2 separate regions of the Mus musculus genome follow, and region 1 is linked to region 2. The links are chromatin loops, found by intact Hi-C in ENCODE. Cell type or tissue: left cerebral cortex. All regions are shown on one strand. Links, peaks and the distances in the headings refer to the core of each region. The heading gives the core; the rest is flanking DNA.

The links. Hi-C counts contacts between places; a loop is a spot of excess contacts. Peaks named below come from ENCODE experiments on the same cell type or tissue, not always from the same donor. Only the 100,000 strongest peaks of a DNase experiment are listed, where the experiment ranks them.
Region 1: it touches region 2 in a loop (2.1-fold over the local background); 3 of 42 quality-filtered maps call a loop at or near these places.

What each region holds. Positions count from the first base shown.
Region 1 is chr5:140,213,914-140,218,296 of GRCm38, reverse strand. All of the region lies in intron 10 of Mad1l1 (MAD1 mitotic arrest deficient 1-like 1), which reads left to right. It overlaps Gm16120 (a long non-coding RNA gene), which reads right to left. Exons shown (of 3, transcript XR_003955821.1): 3 at 1,072-4,383. Among named protein-coding and RNA genes, the nearest start is that of Gm16120, 8.1 kb to the right of the region's middle. In left cerebral cortex, for the core only: no CTCF peak of the experiment used is centred there; a DNase peak (open chromatin) is centred at 1,690.
Region 2 is chr5:140,280,438-140,284,820 of GRCm38, reverse strand. All of the region lies in intron 9 of Mad1l1 (MAD1 mitotic arrest deficient 1-like 1), which reads left to right. Among named protein-coding and RNA genes, the nearest start is that of Mad1l1, 39 kb to the left of the region's middle. In left cerebral cortex, for the core only: no CTCF peak of the experiment used is centred there; a DNase peak (open chromatin) is centred at 2,230.

The sequences.
Region 1 (4,383 bases), core at 81-4,080, 66 kb after region 2:
GTCAGGAGTTCCTGGACAAGGAAGGTGAACCTGGGGAGGTTCCCCACTCCACCCCAGCTGGTTAGTTCTTTGAAATGGTAAGTGAACCTCCGGGAAGTTACTGAGAGCAGCAGGGCCAGCGGCTCTTTTGCACCTGATGGCAGGAATCTGCACTAGAATCCTGCCTGGTTCCTTCTGGTTCCTGGATGGAGTCCAGCACCCTGGACAGCATCCTTGTTGTTCTGGCTCTGGAGGAGCTGCTGATCAACAGGCCTCTTTGAGGTCTAGGCTCAGAGTTCTGAGATAGAGGGACTTGTAGGGCAGGTCTGGGGAGGGAGTGTTCTTTGCTGGGGACCAGGCTACCTGTAACTCCATAAAGCAGGACCCTGCCCCAGTGTCAGAAGCCACAAAACAGAAAGCCAACCCAGAATGTCTGAGAACTGAGGAGGCCAAAGGCGACCCAGATATGCTGCTTCCAAGCAGCGGACCTTCCTCATTTAGCCTCAGAACTGTTAGGCTTAGGTGATGGCTTTACTGTGGAGGCAGGTGGCTCCTGCTGGGGAGCACTATTCTCTACATGCAGGCTTGGTTTCAGGCTGACCCCAAACTCCTGATCCTCCTGACTCTACCTGCAACATGCTGGCATTTGAGGCATGTGCTGCTATGCCTGGTTTATGTGGCGCTAGAGATGGAATCCAGGGCTTTGTGCATACTAGGCAGGCACTTGACCAGCTAAGCTACAAGCCCCTGCCCCATGTGACACACTTTTAATCTCTGTGGGAAGCTGCAGTCTAAAAGGCGATGTTCTCCTCTTGGACATTGAGAGTTCAGTGAGCTAGTTAGAGAGGACTTGTTCTCTGCTCAGAAAAGCTTTGTCCTCCTGCTGCCTTGACTGGAAGGCAGTAGGGTTACTAAATCTAGCTCAGTTGGCCAGTGCACATCACCTCTGCAGTAAGGGGGCGGGGGGGGGGGGGAGCAACTGCCTATCACTCTAAGTGTCCATCAGGTCAGCACAAAGTGCTTGTGTCCATAATAGGTTGTTAGCTTTGTGTAGCTGAGAGTGAAGGCCCTCTTGGCAGGGAGCTTGCAGCCAGCTGCCAGACGAGATATGAAAATAGTTGGAGAGCTTCTATGACTGATAGGCCCCAGGTGACATTAGGGGATATGAGAACATGGTTTTCTGTGTTCTTTTAAATGCCCCCCACCCCCCGACAAAGTGTCACTTTATATCCCTTGCTGCCTGAAACTCACTGTGTGAGCCAGGGTGGCCTGGGTCTTGCAGATATCTGCTTGCCTCTGCCGGAATTACTGCTGTGATTCACCAGGCTGTCTTACCTGTGTCTGATGTATGGAGTGGTGACTCCATGGAGTGACCCTTCAAGGGAGTGGTCTTTGCATTCTAGAGACTGTTTATGGGCCTGAGGCTCTGCTGCCCTCCTGTAGCTAGGCTGGTGGGTTCTGGAGTCCAGAGAAAAGTGGGTCTGTAGGTCAGGCTTCTCCTCTCACTTTTGGGAGCTCAGCTCCTACCTGTCCTCTGGCAGATTTTTTAGGACAGTAAAATTCGTGGCTGTCTCTTCTGGAAATCTAAAATGAGATTTCATTTCTTTTTAAGTTAAAAAAAAAAGAAGCTTGAACATTTGCAGCTGGGCGATAGCAGAGATTTCAGTGTTACTTATCTCTTGCACAAAGGAGGCAGGAGAGAGGACTCTGTCAAGGCTGAATACTAACGATGTGGAGGCGGTGGAAAGCACTGAGGGATGCTCTTGCAGAACTAGGTGGGAGATGGTCAGAGCTGTGCACTGCAGCCAGGTGCATTGAATGATGGATGGAAGGAGGGGTGAGAATGACCTTGGCCTTCCGAGCTGTAGGTCCCCTGGGAGCTGCCATTGCCCTTGGGACGCTAGTTTGCAGAGCTGGTCCCATTGAGTCTCCACCACTTTTAGAAAGTCTAGGCTCAATGGCCCTGAACCTACAGTCCCTACTTCCTTTGCTATGTGCTCTCAGCCCCATCTCCTCAGTCCGTGTCATTCTCTGTCATGTTAGAAGGATGCCCTATTCTCTACATATATCCTTTGTCCTCCTGCCTGGAATTCCACATCCAGATCGTGGGTTTAGCCAATTCCTGCTTGGCTTTTAGGCCTGGTTCAGGTAGTGGGGTGCTCTAGCCCCGTTGTGTGGCTTTTCTTTCATTATTCCATCTCACCTTGGCTGCCTCCTAGAGACAGCAGGTCTATGTGTGGGGTAAGGTGTGCAGGAAGTGCCTGTTTCTCCCAGCCCTGTTCCTTACAGCCTGGTGAGGTCCTTGCTGGTTAGGTGTTCACTGGCTCATCTACTTTCCCACCACAGGAGTGGTTTCTGAGGGTTGCTTGTGTCCCTTGTGACCAGACTTGTGCTGACAGAGTCTATAGTCCTTTCTGCCCCGAAGCACCTGGGTGCCACCTGAGCTTGGGGTGTTTCCTGCTCTTCCACTATCAGTCTCTGTGAGGGAGCACTCTCTGGGTGACAGTTGGTGGCCTGCCCCTTGTATCTGTGTTACCCTTTCTTAGTCTCTCTTAGCACTCTCATGCAGTGTGTCTGGGTCAGCCCTGTGAGCATCCCAGGTTGCAGGGCGAGGGAGGAAAAGCATCATTCTTGGCTGTCCTTGCTCTTCCTCACTTGCTGTATCTGCCGTCCCCACTTCCTGCAGCTGTGCCCCCCCCCACACACACACACACCTGGGGGTGGGGGAGGAAGGAAAGGATGTCAACAATACGTTTGAATAACCTGTTTTGGATCTGACTACAAAAAGAATACAGTTTCATTTAGAACATTTGACAATGTAGAGGAAACAAACAGAAAAGATGAGAAGAAAGGTTTCCCATAATCCCTCTGCCTCCTGAAAGCCAGTCTAAATGTGTTCGCTTAGATTTGGCCTGTGTGTGTGCCTTCTGAGGTAATTGTTAGTAAAAACAATAGCATGTGTACTATTTGGGGAGTCTACCTATTTTGCTTAATCTTTCCTGACACTTCCCAAATTAAATGTTCTCACAAAACAATTTTTTAGCCTAGATAACATGTTTAGCATGGGACATACTTAGGTTCCCCTCCAACTTGTGACTGTGGATCTTTCTCATTAAGAGTGCTTTATTCAGCCATTCTCCCACTGTTAGCTATTTAATCATCTTTAGTTTCTCACCTCTATTATAAATAATACCCTGATTAATATGTGCCTCCAAATTCTTGCTTGCATAAATGCTGATTATTTCTTCAAGAAAACCTCTTAAATTAGAATTATGCCTTTAAAAGTCTTCACATTTTTAAAAGCAAACCACTTGGGAACGCTTTGCCTTGGCCAGGTGGTTTTACCAACATTATCTTCATTATAGTCAAGTAGGCCATTCCCTCACCCAGCAGAAAGGGTAAGATCACATCTGTGTGGCCTTGGGTTAGACCACAGTTCTTTAGTTCCTGCACCAGAAGCAAATCAGTATAAGAGAAAAATGGTAAATTGGGTCTCGTAGGATCTGGCTGTAACTCATTTAGTAAACAGTTATCTTAAATGTGTTAAGCCATGGGTTCCATCTCCAGCATTCCATGTGCCTAGTATGGTGGCTCACATGTAATCCAGCACTAATGAGGTGCAGACAGGAAGACCAGAAGTTTCAGGCCATTTCAACATAAGTTGAAATCAGTGTAGGTTACATGATATTCTATCTTAAAAATAAATAATTGAAGACAGAGTTGAAACAAAACAAAACAGCTCTGCCCCTCTGAACTGTTGTTATCTTGAGAGAGTGGTTACATCTAAACTTCTTGGCAGAGACAAGCCTTTCTGGTGTGAAGTTCCAGGTCATACATGTAGTCCTCTCCTCTCCAGAGGGGTCTTTTTTAGCCCCCCTGCTGGGTGAGACTTGCTGACTCCTCTGATGAGCGGAGGCAGAAAAGGAAGAGGACGATCTTTGATGAGGGAGGCTGCTAATCCTGTGCAAGCCTCTCCCTGTGGATGGTAGGTCTGTTGGCTCCTCTGTCACCCCTGAGGATGTCTGCCCAACTGATATCTCCAGTCCTGCCCTGAGAGGACCAGTATGCATTGTCTAAGACAAACAAACAAACAAACAACATCGAAAACCCAAATAGACTACAAACAGATTCAAAACTAAACCAAATCAAAAGCACAGACTGTTGGTACAGCTTTCCAGGGCCAGAGAAAGGCTGGAGATTCAGTCTTTCTATCGCATTTTTCTGGTGGTTAGAAATGATCTCTGGGAAGCTGAGTCAGAGACAAACAGGCCTTGAATGTTTGAGTGTCAGAAGGCCAATGGTGTGGCTCAGATGCAGTGACCGAGGGTAGGTGTGAAGCCTCAGTGACAGCCGTGGTCAGGCTGAGGCAGGGATGAAAGGTAGGAGATGGCTCGCTCCAGAAAA
Region 2 (4,383 bases), core at 119-4,118:
TTACATGAATAAAGAGCCCTGACCACCCCCAAATGCAGAGCTACCTTGCATCCGGGCAGGTTGAGCTTAGGTCTTCATTTACATCTTGCCCCACACACAGCCAACCACTGTGCTCTGCTGCCTGCATCTCAGTGAGGGAATTGGACTCTGAGCTCCCATATAAGCATCGGCTTTGAGTCCATGGCTCAAACTCTTCAGTGTTCACCCAGAGCAGGCTGCCTGCTGGGACAGGACCTGAGAATCTGGGTCCTGCCTCCCAGCTTTGCATTGGTATGTGCTCTTCCATCCCAGGGCCTGCGGAAGGAGGTCTTACAGGCAGACCTCTTGCTGTGGGGAAGATGGGCTCAGAGGCAGGTTTCAAGAGTAGTTTCCCAGCTCCTGCTGCCCATGTATCTTCTCCGCTTGACTCTGGCCTTGTCCCTAGGCTCCAGGAGGCCACCTCCTGCCTTTGGTTGGGCAAGATGCTGGCTGGGTGGTGGCAGGTGGAGGATTCTGAAATGAAGCATGAAGCACTGTCACTGTAGCTGTTACACATGTCACACTCATAGGACACAGAGTGCCAGACCATAAGCTGCAGGCATCATTCCATGTCTTCAGAACACACACAGCTTGACAATGGGACATAGCGACAGCTGTCAGGATGTCCTGGGAGTCTGGCTTTGGCTGAAGCTTGGCATTTGCAGAGATCATGGTTGGGAGCACTTGTTGAATGGTGCCAGTGGAGCACATGACAAATGTTACACACAGCACTTCTTCATCTTAACACGAGTGCTAGGAAAATCCTGGGATTGCACACCTGGGTACTTGTCTGGAAAATGCAGTGATCTCTCTGCTCATTCTCGAGCCAGAAAAGCCTCTGAATTGCTTTTTTTTTTCTTCCTTATTTTGTTCTTGTCTTTAAAAATAATGTTTTTATTCCATTTATTTATTTAGTATATGGATATGTATGCACACATGTGCTATGATGCAATATGGTGGCCAGAGTGTGGTCTGTGGATGTCAGTTATTTCTTTCTACATGTAGGTTCCACCATGTGGGTGCCAGTACCAAACTCAGGTAGGCAGGCTTGGTCACAGGTTCCTCTCTATCCCCTGATCCATGTCTCTGACCCTGGTTTTGGTTTTTGAGATAGTGTCTTAGGCTAATCTTGAACTTGCTAAGTATCCAGGAATGACTTTGAACTCCTGATTTTTCTGCTCTGCCTCCCCAGTGATGAGATTATAGGTGTCCACCACTATGTCTGCCCAGTTCATGGGGTCTCACTTTCGTGCATGCTCAGCAAGCATTCTGCCAACTGAAATACAGCCCCATTAGGGAAACAGTTTTCACATAGTTCTTCCCTTAAGTGTGGGATCTCAGTTTGGGTAGAGTTGTGGTTGGTTCACTCAGTTCTGTCTATAAGTGAGGAATCTCATGCCAAGTGGAGTTGTGTTCAGGTAGACTCATCAGGCTGGTATTTCATAGGCCAAAGTATGCTTGTACTGGAGGGATGCTAGAGTGAACCAGAGGAGGCCTGTGACCTGCTCTTAGTGTGGATCTGTCTATCCTCAGAGGCTCTGGCTTCCTATGGCCTATGCAAACTGGGGTGTGGGACTTAGGAATGTTTATTCTGTAACTTGTCATTAGAGGTAGTAGTCTGGTAGCAGCCAGGTGACCTGTGTTTGTGGACTGTACACCTGGTACGTGTTCTAGGGCACCCTATTGGATTGGGGCCAGACCTGTTGCGTATTTGCTGGTTTGATGCTGTTGATGGGAACACAGCCTAGGGCAGGAAACAGGTGCCTTTTTAGAGAACCCACAGCCCACTAGTTTGAAGATAGTTCTTGTTCGGATGGTTCTGAGGTTTCTTAGTTGCTTGCTGGATACACCATTCAGGATATCAATGCTGTATAGTAGCTACAGTCTAGCCTGTACCTTGGTAGCTTCTCTACTCTTCCTCATCTGCCTGTGGCTCTTTATGGCCTCTGCCTGATGGTGTGGGACGAGAGGCCCTTGGAGGGACCAGTGACCCAATGTCAGCCAAGTATGCCTGTGTCTTGCTGGGCTGCGTGGCTGCTCCTGAAGCGTGGTGGGCTCTGCTCTTGGTAACCTCCATCCATCTGGCCTGCCACCTGTGCCAGGCAGCTGGCCCGAAGTCTCTGTGGGCTGTTCAGTCCCATGCTGTCACATTTCCTTTCTGCCAGGGGCCGCCATTTTGGAGCATAGCACAGGCACATGTGGCAGGAAGCCCCAGCTGGAGGCTCTCTTACAGACCTGTCTGTAGTACTTTGGCAAGGCCTGCTGGAAGGCTTGCTCCGCCCACCACCTTTGCCCTGCCTCCCAGCTGGATCTGGAACTGCTCCTGGCGTGGAGGCTGCCTGGTGGAGGCTGCCAGGTAGAGCGCAGGCAGCCGTCACTTGGGAGAGGAAACATTTAACTTTTGAGGCAGCAACACAATACCATCTCCTCTGTGGAGGCGGCCGAGGTAGAAGATTAGCAATTAATTCTTTATTACGCGCAAACTCCTCTTCAGTTCTGTGGACCCAAACAGTCCTCCCGCCTCGAGGAGGGCGGCTCCACTCAGTCCATTCCCCAGTGCACCGCTGCTCGGCTGCTCTTGAGCTGATAGGAATTGCTTACGAGTCTTCATGGAAGACATTCAGATCCGCAGTTCTCTGGCTTCCTACTTGCTCCCCCGCCTTTCCCCCTCTTCTCTGGTATAGTTTATTGTGCTTCGGTCTCAGGAGCATCTTGCTGTTTATTGGGATTGCAATTATAGAATACAGGTATCAGCTGCCTTTTAGGCTAGACAAGTTGTAGCACGCTGATTTTCATTTTCTTTAAATTATAGCTTTTTTTTTTTTTATTGAGGAGAGTGCTGTTATTGGTCTTGCCTTTAGTTTGGACCGTTTTATTGTTTACTGTAGCTTGGATGAACTGTTGGAGGCATGTTGGTAGGTGTTGCTTCTCAGTTATCTGCAAATTATGAAGTGTGATGGTTTGGCGTTGAAGGCACTGTGGGCTATAGGTCATTGTTGTAGTCTTAAAAAAAAAAAAAAAAAACCAAACCAACAGCCACCATGACAGTATGAGTAACTGAACCCAGCGATGCTATGTCCAATAAAACTTTACTTTTGGCCTGAGCATGTAGCTCAGTGGTAGAGCCCCTGCCTAGAATCCCCCAATGAAGGGCTGTGGTGTAGCTCAGTAGTAGAGCCCCTGCCTAGAGTCCCCCAATGAGGGGCTGGGGTGTGGCTCAGTGGTAGAGTGCTTGCTTAGCATGTGTGAGGCCCTGGGTTCCTTCTATGGTAGCATAAACAAGCAAAACAATTTGGTTTTCAAAACCACTATCAGTCACTTGGTTTAAAGGCAGCATAGAACCTGTCTCTTCCTTCTTAGTAGCTTAGCTTACTTCCTGATAACTTTCTGCTCTGGTATACCAGGAAGTTTTCTCTTGTCTTGGTCTGCAAGAATCTACCAGCATCTTGTGCCCTTATTTGACAGTGTTGGGCATGTGTTGGGCATGAGCCTAGTACAGGGTGGGGTGGTGTTTCCAAGCTTCAGGTAGTACCTCTCTTGGTTAGAATCTTGACCTTGGTCAAATTGTGCCTCACATAGTAACCTGGAGGTATCTGAAGGACATAGGACTCCCTTGAGGAGATTTTAAGGGACCTAGTCCCTATAAAGTAGCTTCAGGGTTTAGAAACATGGTCACAGAGTCCAATGCCATGGTATGAGCTGAGGGTACAAATAGCAAGGGGACCTGCCTGCCACAGATTAGGACAGCCTCCCTGTCAGGGTTGGGCTCTCAGAAATGGCTTTATGAAACTCATCCTTATAGATTGGGTAGCTGGTGCTAGGGGCTGCACAGGGACCTACAGGTCTGAGTGCATAGTCAGCTCTGGGTAACATGCTCTGGCTTTCTTGGGTATGGTGTGAGCTTTATTCTTCTTATCATAGCCCCCACCCCCACCCTAGCCTCCTTCAGCCCTGAGGCTGGGGTTGGGGTTGAGACTACTTGTCTCCCCACCCTGGCCGGGCTTTGGGCTCCTTCCCTAGTGCCAGGTGAGCCCCACATCAGTCTGTAAGTAAGACCTGCTTTTGTTTCCATCAGCAAACATGAACCCTTGTTTATGGCCTTTCCACTTACTGACAACCCTTGCCAAATTAATTTTATTTAATTATCTCCCAGGGCTAAGCTTGAATACATTTTGTGTTAAATTCACAGTTTTTTCCTTTTCTAACCGAAATGGACTTAATATCCTTGTTAAAATCTGATTAAAACTAAAATTGAGTTTTTTGAAGTCTGATTATCCCATGAAATGGAATTTTTAAACCTAATTACGAGTGGATTTGCATACACTTTTCAGCACCATTGAAAAGAAAGTCGAAGGAAATTTATTA